Linked DNA regions of Homo sapiens: region 1 is linked to region 2. Evidence: read pairs that join two places in POLR2A ChIA-PET (ENCODE). Cell type or tissue: MCF 10A. All regions are shown on one strand. Links, peaks and the distances in the headings refer to the core of each region. The heading gives the core; the rest is flanking DNA.

Region 1 (5,000 bases), core at 1-5,000, 200 kb before region 2:
TACCACTGTCCTGCCTGCGGGCGAAGCTTCAACCAGAGGTCCATCCTCAACCGGCACCAGAAGACCCAGCACCGCCAGGAGCCGCTGGTGCAGTGAGCATAGCAGGTGGCAGGCAGCACCATCATTCATCTTTCTCACTGCAGGGCCTTGCGGGGTGCAAGGTGATGGCTGCAGGAAAGCACTGGTCCCATCGCCTTCCCACCCATTCGCCAACGCGGGAAAGGCAAGGCCTGGCTTACTTAGAGCTTCCAGAGAGCATAGCTGCTTCCATCTCTTACCCAAGTGGTGCTAAACAATTTTTCTTCCAATGTTTGAGGGAAGCAGTCTCCTGCGGTTCAGTTCAGGCTGAGATTTTCTCCTTCAGTGGACTGTCTGTGTCCCCCTGCCGAACAAAGCTGGGAGTAAAGGCAAAACCTTGACACGTGTTGGTAGCTGGGACCTCATCTTCCTGAGGGCTCTGTCTTGCCTGCAGGGTCATAGCTCAGACTCTTCCCCCACCCCCTCTCTTTTCCATTGAACAAACATTTATTGAACATCCTCTGAGCACCTGGCCGTGGGAATGCCGTGGTGAATGAGAGACTAGACGTGATGCCTCTGGGGGTTGTGCGTTGGGGATGCATGCGACAGCCCATGACCCGAGGCATTCTCAGGGTATCTGTGCTGTGTGCCCGTGAGAACATCTTCCCATGACCACTCCTGCCCTCCTGCCCCGTGCTGGATCTTCCCTCCCCAGCTGGGATCTGCTCCCAGGCAACTGTGTGAATTTTACATTATTTGGAGCCTCATCTGTGTCAGGCTATAACATTCTATCCTCATCTGTAAAACTTCCCCGTCCATTATTCCTTGCACTATAACAACTGTCAACACACCAACTATTAGGAAGTTAGTATTTTGCTATTGATCACTGAATAAACATCAGAGTATTTTAAAAAACAGTTCTCTAGAAAGAACTGTTATAATTAAAATGAGTCTGAAAGATGAACTCTAGTATTAATGCCCTATATTTGATGGCACTTTATAGTTCATAAAATTAATTTCACCCCATTCTCATTGGACCCATTTCCCAAGTATTTATTGAGGCCCTGTAACAAACATGTCAGGAACTCTTCTGGGTGCTTGAGACACATCCATGAATAAAATAGGGGGAGAAGCTGTTGACCTCGTAGAGCTTATGTCTCGTGGATGTACCTGATCTTCAGAACCCGTGGATATTCCTGCAAATCCTCTGGGCCTGTATTCATTGCTTTGTCAGCATCTTGCCCTGAAATGCATTTGTCACCTACCTCTTGTTACTAAATGGTCTCTGCCCTCCAGACCCTTGTCATCCAAGGCACTAGGGGTCCTGGACACCCACTGGGGATGATGAGCTGGTAGCGACCTGTTTTGCATGAGTGCCAAGTCAGGAAAAATAAAGATATTTGTAGGCATTAAAAAAAAATACATTTCTTTAAAAATGAGAAGATGCAATATTTGTAAACTGTTGAAGCTTCCTTATTGTGCCATCACTTAAGGGTTTCATTTCTGTTTAAAGTTCTGGAAGCTGCATAACTAGCGTGGACTGACTGCTGTGTCATTGTGCTGTGCCTTTGAACCCTGGCTGAGTGAGTGAGTTTGTCCTTTGTTGATAGTGTCCTATAATTGCAAAATGTGGTTTGTCTTCTGATGCCTCTTAATACCAGATTCTTTTACTGAGATTTTTTTTTTTCATTTTCCATTGTAAATAAGGTAAATGGTAATGACTAACACAAAGCTGTATTACTCAGCCCACTTTGAAACGTGGTTTTATCACCTGTTCTTGTTAGGCAGCATGGTGTCTAATTTTGGCTTAGCAAATGACGCTCCTTGGTCTTCCTGGCTCATTAGCTGTGCCCACGAGGCTGCACTGACTGGGTCGTAAATGTATCTGAGATGTCCACACGGGGCTGCTGCTGCTCCTCTGTAATACTGAGGTCCACATGCAAAATCAGCTTTTTTTCCCCCGTAATTATCAGAGCAGCTAGGCAGGGCTGACAGCCAGGCAGACTCAGTGGGAGGCTTCTGGCCTGAGTGTGGCCTTCCCCAGAGGGTGGTTTTCCAAAGGCAGGTGGGGACTGGGGAGGCCTCGGGGGGCTGCTTGTCATTACCTGAATCACAGATGCTCTTTTGTCATACACAGCCAGCATTCCTCTGGGTTTCAGCAAGTTGGCATATCTTAAGCTTCAGAAGGAGCTGGGCCTTGCTGACTTTCCTATCTGGCCTCTTCCCTATCTCCTGTGGGGCCAAGAGCTTAGGACAGTGTCTCAGAAAAGCCTCTAAGTAGGGGGTTTTTCCCATGGGATTGTGGTAGTCTGATTTTTCATATCTATTCAAATGTTAAGAAATATTTTGTTTTCTGTATTTTTCTATTCTTTAGAAATTTTTTTATAATAGATAATTTCAAACCTATATAAATAAATCCTTATGTATTTATCATTTGACTTTATTATAAACTCATAATCAATCTTGTTTCATCTCTGTCCACTCCTTCCTCCCCGTCTTCCTCCCCCACTGAAGTTTCGAAGTGTATCCCAAGTGTTGTTTATAACCATTTCAGTGTGTACCTGTAAAAGGTAAGGGCGGCTGGGTGTGGTGGCTTACACCTGTGATCCCACCACTTTGGGAGGCCAAGGTGGGATTGCTTGAGAGGAGTTCGAGACCAGCCTGAGCAACATAGTGAGACCTCATCTACAAACAAATATTAACTGGGCATGGGTGGTGCATGCCTGTGGTCCCAGCTATTCAGGAGGCTGAGGCTGGGCATCACTTGACCCCAAGAGGTTGAGGTTGCAGTGAGCCCTGATTGTGCCATTGCACTCCAGCCTGGGAGACAGAGCAAGACCCTGTCTCAAAACAAAACAGTTCCTTAATGTCAAAATATCCAGTGAATTTTAAGAACCCACCTAATTTTTCAATATAATATAATTTGTTGCTTTGTCTCTTAAGGCTTATAATCTGTAGTACTTATCCTTTTCTTCTTGAGATTTATTCATTTTAAAAAACTCGATCATTTATCCTGGAGAGTTTTTTACATTCTGCATTTTCTGTTGTTTTTTTTTTTTTTGAGCTGGAGTCTCGCTCTGTTGCCCAGGCTGGAGTGCAGTGGCACAGTCTCAGCTCACCGCAACCTCCCTGTCCCGGGTTCAAGCGATTCTCCTGCCTCAGCCTCCCAAGTAGCTGGGATTACAGGCATGTGCCACCATGCCCAGCTAATCATTCTGCATTTTCTGTTTGCATACCCATGGCGTGATTTAACATATTTCCCTGCCTTCTGTATTATCTAAAAATGTAGAAGTGTTTAGTGGTGTAATCAGATTCATATTTCACATTTTGGCAAGAACACATTATAGATTGTGACATGCCCTGTTTCTCTTCATATGATTTTAGAAGCCTAGATCTGCTTCTTTCGTTAGTTCTGTAAATGCTTCATCATTTAGTAGTTGGAATATTGTAAGAAATTTCCCTTCATTAACTTAGGTTACCCTTAGATATAGTTCATACAGGGAAGGCAAGAAAATGCTTGATCCTCCTCTTTATTTGCCTGTTTTCAGAATAATGAGCTAGTTACTTTTTGCTTCCTGTAAAGGCAGTCAAGTCTGTAGAAATCAATGCATTCATAGCTTTTTGCTTTTATTGGTTTTTTTGAGACAGAGTCTTGCTCTGTCACCCAGGCTGGAATGCAGTGGTGCAATTGTAGTTCACTGCAGCCTCAAACTGCCAGGCTAAGGTGCTACCCCTTCCTTGGCCTTGCAAAGTATTGAGATTACAGGTGTGGGCCACTGCACCTGGCCTGCACTCATGGATTTAAACATACTTGGTATTGATCAGTCTGCTGGAGTTATAATTTGATGCTCAAATTATTTCACCTTTGACCAGTGGAGGCCCCTGGACCTTGGCTCCTGAATCCTTTTGACATAACCCTAATTCTCATTGACAGCTTCTTTGCTTTCTGGCATGACAAGATGTTCCAGGCAAATGTTCCGTATTTCCTGCCCCTTTTGAGAGTGAAAGTGGGTGCTATTTATTATGCTGGGACAGTGGTGTAAACCGGGACTCTCCAGGTCAAACGGGTATTTGGTCAACTCATAGATGGGCCTCCTTTTGTATGACAAGGCATCTGTGGTTGCCTCACATTGTGATGATGCTGTACACCTTCAGTGTCTGGCTGCATGTGCCGTGCTGCTGGGTAATGAGGGAGGCTGTTGTCCTTTGCAAGAGAAACTCTGTTTTCTCCCCTGGGTGGTGGTAGAACCAGGTAACTGCCTAAGGTCTGTCCTGGGGAAATATTTCATCAAGAAAGTTTGGTCCATGTCATAGTGTGTGCTATGGGTGTTGTCTGCAGGCTGATTATGCTTAAAATACTTTCAGTACCTGTTTTATCCCAGCTGAGAGGCAAGGAGAACCTTTGTTTCTTAAAAAATAAGCTGGTTTCAGCCAGGTGCGGTGGCTCACGCCTGTAATCCCAGCTCTTTGGGAGGCCGAGGCGGGCGGATCACCTGAAGCCAGGAGTTCGAGACCAGCCTGGACAACATGGTGAGACCTTGTCTTTATTAAAAATGCAAAAATTTGGCCAGGCGCGGTGGCTCACGCCTGTAATCCCAGCACTTTGGGAGTCCGAGGCAGGTGGATCACAAGGTCAGGAGATTGAGACCATCCTGGTTAACACAGTGAAACCCCATCTCTACTAAAAATATATAAAAAAACAAAATTAGCTGGGCATGGTGGTGGGCACCTGTAGTCCTAGCTACTTGGGAGCCTGAGGCAGGAGAATGGTGTGAACCCGGGAGGCGGAGCTTGCAGTGAGCCGAGATCGCACCACTGCACTGCAGCCTGGGGGACAGAGTGAGACTCCGTCTCAAAAACAAAACAAAACAAAATTAGCCAAGCGTGGTGGCAGGCGCCTGAGGCAGGAGAATCACTTGAACCCGGGGGGCGGAGGTTGCAGTGAGCCGAGATCATGCCACTGCACTCCAGCCTGGGTGACA
Region 2 (11,128 bases), core at 2,555-7,554:
GGGGCTACCCACTCTAGGGCCTCCTCTCTGCTGAGAGCCTCAGAGACCCGCAGAGACATGCAGACTACCAGCTGCAGAGAGGAGCAACCCACTCCAAAACCCCCTCTCTGCTGAGAGCTGCAGAGATGACAGGATGACCTACCTGAAGAGAGGAGCCTCCCAACCCAGGGTGTCTTCTCTGCCAGGAGCTGAACACTGATCGGGACACCCTGACTGTGGAAAGTAGCTACCCTTTGTGGGTCTCCTGTGAGCTGTTCTATTGCTCAATAATGCTCCTCTTCATCTTGCTTTCCCTCCACCTGTCTGCATACCTCATTCTTCCTGGTCGAAGGACAAGAACTCAGGACCCACTGAATGGCAGAGGTAAAACAGCTATAACATAAACAGGGCTGAAACATGCCCCTTGCTCACCACGTTGCAGGCAAAGAGAAGGAGAGAAGAGCCACAGTCCTTCAGGGAGCCCAGACCTGGAAGCTCCCCAAAACAGGGTTGTGACTCTTTGGTATCCTGCAGTGCCTGGTGTCTCCAAGTTTGCAGTAACCACTGCATTCCCCAGTGCTGGCTGGGGAAACTGCTTGCAGTGCACCTGGTCCAGCCACAGCCTCACAGAGAGCCAGTGCCTGTGCCGGCACCTGGAGCTGCCTGTCACTGCAGCGGCTGTAGTGTCTGACTGTGCAGTGGCCTGACCCCACATTCATTCACACACCCCTCATGGCTCCATTCCTAACTCACCCTTGGCAGGCATGGGATCCAGGCTGGTAGTGTGGACTGTGTGCAGCTTGCCAACCCAAGTGGGTGGAAGAAGCCCAGCAAGTCCGAGCAAAACTTGGGCAAAGGTGCCACTGGCCAGAGGTTTTAGGCCATAAAAGCAACACCTCAAGGATCCTATAACATTATTGTGATGTCTTCTCCATAATTTTCTTATCTTTTTATGGAAATTTCTTGATTAGATTACTGAATTCAGGATGGAGCTCTTAAATAGAGTGATGAAAGCTTTTTTTCCCTCTTTTTTGAAACAGTCTATCTCTGTCTCCCAGGCTGGAGTGCAGTGGTGTGATGTCAGCTCACTGCAACCTCTGCCTCTCGGGCTCAGGTGATCCTCTGGATCACCTCAGCCACCCCAGTAGCTGGTATTACAGGCATGCGCTACCATGCCCAGCTAATGTTTGTATTTTTAATAGACATGGGGTTTCATCATGTTGGCCAGGCTGATATTGAACTCCCGGCCTCAAGTGAGTCACCTGCCTCAGCCTCCCAAAGTGCTGGGATTACAGGCGTGAGCCTCCTTACCTAGCCAAAGAAAGCATTTTAATGTTTGGCTGTACTATGAATAATTCTGAAAAAGAAGTCAGTCTATTTTACCTGAGGATCTATCCTTTATAAACATTTTAGGCTTTGATTTTTTAAAACTGAAGGTACCCTTTTGAGTGACACCAAAACCAGTAAGTTCAGGCCTGTTGATATGTGACACTGGGTAGGTTCTCCGGGGATTGGACTTTCCCAGGACTAACCAAGTCACAAGGGTTAGGGAAGCAAAAGACCCATAGGGATGGGGCTTCTTAAGAGAAACTCCCCCGAGAGCTGGACATGTGTAGAACAACAGGTGTGTTCTTCAGAAGCACCAGCTGCTCAGTCCGCAGAGCCAGCTCCAACAAGTGGGCTTATAGGGGTTTCAGGCCCATGTTCTACACTCCTGTAGCCCCTTTTATGACAGAACAGCACAGAAATACAGGAACAAAGGAAAAGACTATTTCTAGAGGAAAAGGGGATCAAACGATGTGAGTATTCATAAGAGAAAGTACTAGAGAGTACCCTAGAGTTGCTGCACCCAGCACTAGTAACACAAATCCTTTTCTCCTATTTATTAAGATTTTGCAGAGGAGACAAAGAGCAATTCTTAACATCTGCCCAAGTGGATCTCCCAGAAAGAAAGGCCAGGAGCTTGTCTGGAAAGAAATTCTTACTTTTCTCAGCCAGACATGGAGGCATGTGCCTGTAGTCCCAGCTACTTGGGAGACTGAGATAGAAGGATCACTTGAGCCCAGGAGGCGGAGATTGCAGTGAGCCAAGATCACACCACTACATTCCAGCCTGGGTAATAAAATGAGACTCTGTCAAAAAAAGAAAAAGAAAAAAAAAGAAATTCTTACTTTTCTGCTGACTTACAAGTGCTTGGGCTCCCTTCACTGAGGCTTCTGAAAGAACAGAGTGGCTTTGGTATCCTGCTCATAGGGACAGAACTGCTGAGGCCAAGAAAAATGTTTGTCCTTTCTCCTCTGAAGGTTTGTTAACAACAAAAAAAATCACCCACAAAGGAGATTAATGGGAGAAATAGCATACATATTCATTCATATGTTTATGGAGGAGAAATACAGAGTGATTCCCCCTTCTTGAGAAACAGTAAGTCTCAAAGAAAGAGACTTTCTTTCACCCCCTTTTATCCAGGGGTAAGAACAACTAGCTGAACAAAACTGACAGCTGTCAATCAAGTGGGAAGTCCAAAACTCATGAGAGACCCACCCAGTTTTCAATCATCATGAAGGAGCCAGGGGCTCAATGGCCCCTGCTGGTACCAAGTTGCCAGGTCCCTGCAATGTTCCAGACAAAGACAGTGATGGTAAAAAGGGAAAAGTGGAGGTAGAATGCAAGTGCAGCAGCAGGAAGATATGGGACTCTCCATTTTAGGGTCTTCAAGTTTTTCAGATTTTCTGAGACATGGGTTAACTCTTCAGGTTAGTCTCCTAGTAAAACACAGCCAAAGTCCCAATTGTGTTTGAAACTTTCAAAAATGCAGATTGAAAGAAAGCCTCTTACTGTCTTTGAGAAGTCCAGACTCCTCTTATCCTCATTGCATGCTTCGGAGTTCAATTTAGGTGTATCTCTCACATCCATTTCTGTCGAGCCTTTACCTTTAAATTTTAAACTTGAAAAACTGCCAGAGTACCTGATAGTGATTGATCAGAGACAGAGCCACCGAATTACCCGATGGCAGGCCTTAGAGACCATGGCCTTAGGACCTAGGTTATGCATAGCCCTCACCTTAGGAAGGGGTCCCTTCAAGGGCAAATAAAATGCGATAGTCCTTGCAACACTGAAGCATGGAGTATCCTGTGAGGCATGAACTTGCTTGATGCAGCATGAATGCACCCCAAGAAACATGGGCATGCCCCTCCAAGTGCAAGCATACCCCACAAGTGGGTAGCCATAGAGCCAGAAGGGCAGGTTCCCTGAAAAAAATAAAGACCTCAAGACCTCATCCTAAATGTGAGATCTTGGATGTAAGAGGATTTACTGATTTTTCCACAAAACAGCCAGGCCAGGAAGATAACTGAGCTTAGAGGACTCTTGCTGGTGCCAATGCATTGATTAGTCCAGATGACAAGGGAGAGGATCTTGAGAGCCAATTTTGATCCCTTCCTCATCACCAGGAAATATGAGTAAAGATTGTGGGATCTGTGGAGGACAGAGGGAGAGCTTCATTTTCTATAAAACACAGTCTGCAGATTGAGGAGATGCAGCCTCGGAGGTGGAGAGCTATAAAGTCAAAAACCACAGAGCAGGATAGAGGAGTCAGAGGAGTGAAGAAAAGAGTCTTGATTAGACAGCCTTTAAGCCCCAAGTCACATGTCTCTTAATTGGCTGTTCCTAGGTGGTCAGTTAGTTCTTACCACATGATCTGTTGGTGAGCAGTTGGAAAATTCCCAGGTACAGATTTTTTCAGAAAATGTTATTTGACTTGGCTACAGAAAAATAGGTTTTGCAACACTTACTAAGAACACAGAGAACATGACCATCACCTAAACCTGCCATGGCCTCTTGGGTTTGTTTTTGCTTTTGAGGCACAGGGAGTCCTTCTTGTCTGTTTACCTGGAGGCATGATTTGGCAACCTAGATAACAAACAGAGATAGGCTTTCTAAAAAGAATTATTTTTATTTGGGAATAAAGCATTGCAATGGGAATATGCGTGCCAAGGTAAACTATGTGCTTATTCAGGTAGGTAAAGTAAGACAAAGTTTAAAAAAATAATGAGAAGGATTACATATTTGTTTTGGAATGATTATCCTTGGCTATAAAGATCAATAACAAGACTGACATCAGTTTGAGGTTGGACAGGCAGTTGCTGGGCAGATGTTCTTGCAGAAGTATTTTTCTTTAGGTTCCTGAGAATCTATAACCTTTGGGCTTACCAATAGCAGTGACTGATTTGTTTACTGATTGTTCACAGAATAGGAAATCAAAGGAGGCCAAAATAAGGACAGCCATAATTATTTGCCAATTGTCAATTTGAAAAGGGTACCCAAATCCCTCCATATGAGGAGTAGCATAAGTGGCTTTTCTACTGGCTGCCGCTGTAGACCCACCTCCTTCTCCAGCACATAAATATCGCTGTTAACATTAACTAAATCACCTCTGGGCAGAGAAACAAAGCTCTATATGCACAGCCCAGCAAAGAGCAGCACACAGCTGAAAGAAAAACTCAGAAGACAGAGCTGAAAAAGAAAACTGGTGATGGATCTCATTCCAAACTTTGCCATGGAAACATGGGTTCTTGTGGCTACCAGCCTGGTACTCCTCTATATGTGAGTAACTATGCAGGCATGTTTGCTCTTAACTCTAAGACCTGAAGTGCTAATTGGGCCCATCTTTTTCTTATTTGTTTTGAAGATAAAAGAGATAACGGAGGGGAAGTTACCTAAGTGCCAAATACTGTGAACACATAAAATATTATTAATATGTTAGGACTCCTAATACAACATTTGAAAATGTAAAATTTAGTCTGGGTGCGGTGGCTCACACCTGTAATCTCAGCACTTGGGAGGTGGAGGCAGGCCAATCACAAGGTCAGGAGTTCAAGACCAGCCAGACCAACATGGTGAAACCCCTTCTCTACTAAAAATACAAAAATTAGTCAGGCATGGTGGCACACACCTGTAATCCCAGCTACTTGGGAGGCTGAGGCAGGAGAATCGCTTGAACCCAGGAGGCAGAGGTTTCAGTGAGCGGAGATTGCACCACTGCATTCCAGCCTGGGTGACAGAGCAAGACTCCGTCTCAAAAAAAAAAATAAAACTTTGTCATACTGAGTAGTTTGAACTAAAGAAGACTGAAAGACTTCACAAATGTCTTCAGAATCTCTGACCCTCTTCTGTCTACCCATCCCCCATTCTTTCCCTCCTGAAGTGCAGGGTTGCTCTGAAGTTCTCTTATCTGACTAAGGGAAGATCTTCCAAAAAGAATGCAATTGTCTTGAGCCTCTCCAAATAATCTCATCAATCAGAAAACTAATTCACAGGAAAAGAGAAAAAGTTTGATAATACTTATTCTTTGGAGCACTGCTACCTGAGAGACTTTATCTCCACAATAAAATAACCTTTGTTCATCATGTGTTTTCTCCCTTCACCTTCCCATAACTTGTGTCAGAAACTCCCTATCAGAAGCCACTCCCTACTTTTTAGCTTACAATGCTATTTAAGCTTTACTCATTCAGTCCTTATTTTAGTCTCATATATTGTGGGCCTCCAGCACATATGCATGTAAAATTTTGTATGGATTTTCACTGTAACCACCCAAGAGATTCACCTTGCCCCCTGCCTCAACAGAGCCCATTCATCAAGACAGGGGAATTGTAATAGAGAATGAGTTAATACATGCTGCCAACAAAAAGAGCCAAACTCTGTACAATACTTGAAGAGATTTATTCTGGGCCAAATATGAGTGACCATGGCCCATGACACAGCCTTCAGGAGGTCTTAAGAACATGTACCCAAGGTGGTCAGGGTGCAGCTTGGTTTTATTCTTTTAGGGAGGCATGAGATATCAAATACATTTAAGAAATACATTGGTTTGGTCCACAAAGGCAGGAAATGTGATTTTTGCAGAATTCTTTGTGATAGAGCAGACTCCAGAGAAATTGCAACAACTTAAAGTCTTTCAGATCTGGCCCTAAGGAGCTATAGGAGAGAAAAAAAATCTGTCAGATCACCATTGCCTACCTCTACTCCAACTGGAGCTGTTTCAAAACCAACATGTAGAAATCTTTTTGTCTGGCTGCCCTGTGAACTCAGAAACTAGTCTGCTAAATGATTAACTTTTGGTCTCCTTTTGCTTTGGTAGAATGACCTCTTATTAAGTACCTGTTTAACTGCACCATATACAGACCTATCTTTCATGACAGCAGACCTGCAACATCACCTCCTGAAATGAGGCACAGCTGTTTAACTGGATTGACATTGCTAGGAATGTGAGACTGGTTTATACTGGTTTAATGTGATTCCTTGCGACTCAGCTACCAATTCAATTGTCCTCTCCACAAGCATCAACTCAGCTTTAGTATGTACATTTTCTAGGGAAGTTTATGACAGGGGAAAGTTGGGGCTCCAAAAATGAAACCCCAAAATATGGCACTTAAGCATGTTGAGGACTTTGAACCAAAGGAAATTGAAAGGTCTCAGAAAGTCTTCAGAACCAAGCTAACTCTTATGTTCTCCTGTCTCCCAACCCTGCTATTTCTCCCAAAATATAGGAAGGGGCTTTCTCTGAAGTTCTCATACCTAAAGGAAGATCCTCCTAAAAAAAAGCAATGGTCTTGAGCCCCCTCCCTATAATCTCATGAAAAAGAATCTTAGCAGGGCCAGGCATGGTGGCTCATACCTGTAATTCCAGCACTTTGGAAAGCCGAGGTGGGTGGATCACGTGAGGTCAGAAGTTCAAGACCAGCCTGGTCAACATGATGAAACCCTGTCTCTACTAAATATACAAAAATTAGCTGGGTGTGGTGGCAGGTGCCTGCAATCCCAGCTACTCGGGAGGCTGAGGCAGGAGAATCGCCTGAACCCTGGAGGCAGAGGTTGCAGTGAGCCAAGATTGCGCCATTGCACTCTAGCCTGAACAACAAGAGCAAAACTTAGTCTAAAAGAAAAAAAAAAGAAAAAAATAATATTAGCTCACAGAAAGGGAGACTAAGGTTGATAATACTTGTTCTTTGGAGCACTGATGCCTGACAGACATTATAATAAGATGACTTTTGTTTATCATGCTTTTTCTTCCCTCACTCTCTCATGTCTTGTGTCACCCACTCCCCATCAGAAGATACTACATTTTTATAGCTCAGAATGCTATTTAAGCTTCAATCATCAGGCCATTCTTTGAGTATCATATCTTTCAAGGCTCCCATGCATATTCATGAGATAAATTTATAAGGATTATCTCCTATTAATTGATCTACTGTTAGTTCATTTCTCAGACTCAAATATCAAACCTCCATAGAGGAATGTTCTCTTGACCCTACAGATGTTACACAGATCCGTTGAAGAAGTAAATAAACATTATCCACCTCCTCTTCATTCAACTTCCAATTTCTGTTACTAAGAGTGTTTACTGACATCATTCAATCCTGGGGATGCTTTCTGATTGACTATGAGTTTTGATCTACCTAGACTAACAACCAGAATTTAGCATGGGCAGATAATGGATTATAAACAACTGGAAACCCAAGAGGTTATTTTCGATGTGTGAGTAGGAAAAGATCCCCAAAGAGGGAACCAAGCTAACAGCTGGGCCTGGCCAGGGTGCCACTGTGGGGTCCTTCAAACACATTCTCTTCATGCAATTTTTCAGCTTTATCACATTTTATAAGATTTATTTATTTGTACTGAATATTTAGGATCTAAGAAAAGCTAACCTATAAAGAAGAGAAATCAAGTTTCTAATTCAACTGTCTGGAATATTTTATGGTTACTTATGCTATGTAGCACAGTGAAACTTTTCTATCAACAGAAATGTTCCTGAATTTTGGAAGACCTCTCTTTCAGCTGAAAGCACATAAGGGGCATTTAAAACTATTTATGCATACCATAATTTTCAGCCACACTTTCCTAACTTACCCTTATAGGGCCTACTTTGTGGCACCAGCAGTTGCATGGTTACATCGGCGGGATGCAGCCTCTCTTTTTCCTCCAGTCTTCCATCCCTCAGTAACACCAGAGTGGGAAGTTCTGCAAGGATCCAGAACCTGCAATTGATGGAGTTCACACATAACCCATCAAAGATGAGTTGCAGGCAGGCCTGCCATAAGGAGCACCAGACTTAATGGGTTTTCCTGCAGGATAGTTGATGTACAGAAGCAGTAAACTGACTCTGTGTGACTGATCATTTTGAGAAAAAAAAAAAGTGAGCATGACTGGCATTGTGCTTATCAAGTAAGGATCACCAGTTGGAGGGCCAGATTGCACAAGAGGAGGAATGGCCTTGAAATTTATTCTTTAGTCATTGGTTCCTCTGCATAGTGCCATTCAGAGAACATATAGGTCAATCACATTTACTGTAGTTTATATCAATCAAATCATCTGACCACAGAGATTTGGGTGTAGCTGGAAGGTGCTCACATTTCTATGAAGCCAGTGGAAGCCTTGAATATGGTTGTCATTCCATAGAAATAAGAACACTATGATTCTTCCAGAGCTCCTCTGTGCAGGAATGTTTAAGGATGGCCAGATCCTAAAACAAGGTCAGTGTTTAGAGGGAAGGAAAAGCATAAACACCTCTGAGAAAACAGGAAAGAAGGTGTCAGCAAAGGGCCTCAGTAACCCTCTGTAATTCAATGGATGTAGTGATACACAAACTCATTATTAGTTCAAAAGATAAAAAAAAAAAACCTCACCTAGTGATATGGTTTGGCTCTGTGTCCCCAGCCAAATCTCATCTTGAATTGTTATCCCTATGTGTCAAGGAAGGGACCTGGTGGGAGGAATTGGATCATAGGGGTGTTTTCACCCATGCTGTTCTCATGATAGTGAATGAATTCTCACAAGATCTGATGGTTTTAAAAGTGTGGCACCTCGACCAAACACCGCATGTTCTCACTCATAGGTGGGAATTGAACAATGAGAACACATGGACACAGGAAGGGGAACATCACACACCGGGGACTGTTGTGGGGTGGGGGGAGGGGGGAGGGATAGCATTAGGAGATATACCTAATGCTAAATGATGAGTTAATGGGTGCAGCACACCAACATGGCACATATATACATATGTAACAAACCTGCACGTTGTGCACATGTACCCTAAAACTTAAAGTATAATAATAATAGAAAAAAAAACAAAACAACAAAACAAGAAAAAAAAAGTGTGACACCTCTTCTCTCTCTCTCTGTCTTTCTCTCTCTCCTGCCTCCATGTAATACATGCTTTGCTTCCCCTTCACCTTCCACCATGATTTTAAGTTTCCTGAGGCCTCCCCAGCCATGGAGAACTGTGAGTCAATTAAGCCTCTTTTCTTTATAAATTACCCAGTCTCAGGTAGTTCTTTATAGCAGTGTGAAAATGGACTAATACACCTAGAAAGAGAATTTCCAAATCAGGAAAGAATCAATTAACTAAATAGACATACGTGAATGAAATGCCCTGGAAGAATTCCAGTCTGAACCTCTTAAGGGCACTCAAATTTGGGAACATTTATTAAGCATTCACTCTAGCACTGGGATCATGCAGACTTCAGCTGCTTTTAGTTAATCATTGTGACTTTTTGGGGTCTCACAGAGGAGGCAGCAAAAAAGATGAGGATTGAAATGTAGTGGGATTTTAAGGAATCAGAGAGACTGATGGGGTTCAGGAGGATATTTATTAATTATTTAGGTGCACCAGCCCAGTCGGATTAACATCCAGAGGACTGAGCTCTGAACAAAGAGTTTAGTTACCTTTTAAGCATTTCGTGGGAGGGGGGAGATCTGTGGAGAGGGAAGCATACTAGAGAAGTAAGAAACAAACACAGTTATTCAATTGAGAAATGCATTACATCATTTCTTACATTTCAAGGAAAAACACGTTTTGTGACTTGAGTTTATCTGTCTAGTGACCTTGCAGCTGCACAGCTAGGGAAACAGGGTCTTTGCAATGCCTGGGAAGGGAGGAGAGATAAGGCTCACTAGCCTCAGAAAAACAGGCAGTTAGTTTTTAAAAGACTCCAGCTCTTTCTCTTTTTCAGGGGAAGTTGGGTTTTTTTCATATACAACTCAGTTTCTGCTTACGCACTCTTTAATTTCTTTTAATTCCTGTTCCATTGTCCCCTTTGGTGCTTTTTACAACAGAAGTGTTAATAGAAAGCACCACTATTTGCCACCTCCTCGCGGAGCTGAGCTTTTTCTTCTACCGGCAGCAGCTGATATCTGGTTAATGCCACAACTGTGCGGTAGCGTGTCAGGCTACTATTGCCTCTATAGTTGACTGAATACTCCTAATAAACAGGGGTAAAAGGCAAGGGAGGATGAGGCAAATGCCAAAAATAAGCAAGAACTCACTAATGAGGGTTTTGAATTCTCCAAAGGCTGACAACCATCCTCCAAATAAGGAATCCAGGGACCACCTGGACCAAGTCTGAACTAGAACATGTGCCATCTTGCACATTCTAGCTGTGATTTTCATGACAGCTAGGCCATTATCATCGATTTCTAAGCAACAATTGGTTAAATTAAATTTTTCACATACTCTTCCTTCTGAGGCTAAGAGGAAATCTAAAGCCAGCCTATTTTGATATATAGCATTTCTCATTTGTGTTGCTTGTATTGCCAATAAATCTAGTGCCCTTGATGTTTTATTGGTTATAATTTCAAGGACTGCCCGCAACCTTATGATGCAGTTGAGCATATAGATGGGGGTACGGTACCCCCATGACCTTTCTTGCACCTAGGTAGCTGGCCTATAGTATTTAATGATTCTTTCAGGAGGCCATTTGTTATCTTTCCAGTCTCCTATGTCCACATCTTTTTTGATATTTGTGTTTATTTTTGTGATTATGCCTCTTCTAGTTCTTTTATTTTCATCATAAACTGGATATCCTAAGAGTTCCCCTGGCTTTAGAGGAATTAGAAAGAAGGATGGCTTGATTGTTTCTAACACACATTCCCCTGTCCATTTAGTCAGCAGCTGATATGCCTGTGCTCCACAGGTCCAATATAGGCCAGAGGGTGCTTTCTAAGCATTTGGAGCCTCTAGCCGATGCCAAGTGCGGCTTAGAATAGACAGTGGAGGGAAAGGGTTTTGATCTTGTAAGTAGGAGTTGTTCTGGGCATTTCTTCAATAGAGTTTTGTTTTTAGTCTCATCATAATACTGTTGCCCTAGGCAGATTG

What was found. ChIA-PET counts read pairs that join two places held together with the same protein. Peaks named below come from ENCODE experiments on the same cell type or tissue, not always from the same donor. Only the 100,000 strongest peaks of a DNase experiment are listed, where the experiment ranks them.
Region 1: POLR2A ChIA-PET joins it to region 2 with 54 read pairs; 2 of 35 experiments call an interaction of 5 or more read pairs at or near these places.

The regions. Positions count from the first base shown.
Region 1 is chr7:99,629,925-99,634,924 of GRCh38, forward strand. It overlaps ZSCAN25 (zinc finger and SCAN domain containing 25), which reads left to right. Exons shown (of 8, transcript NM_145115.3): 8 at 1-2,484. The coding sequence ends at 96. Among named protein-coding and RNA genes, the nearest start is that of ZSCAN25, 15 kb to the left of the region's middle. RefSeq lists an enhancer at 1-559. In MCF 10A, for the core only: a CTCF peak has its summit at 1,917; a DNase peak (open chromatin) is centred at 1,897.
Region 2 is chr7:99,823,606-99,834,733 of GRCh38, forward strand. CYP3A43 (cytochrome P450 family 3 subfamily A member 43) reads left to right here and starts at 4,408. Exons shown (of 13, transcript NM_057095.3): 1 at 4,408-4,581. The coding sequence starts at 4,511. In MCF 10A, for the core only: no CTCF peak of the experiment used is centred there; no DNase peak of the experiment used is centred there.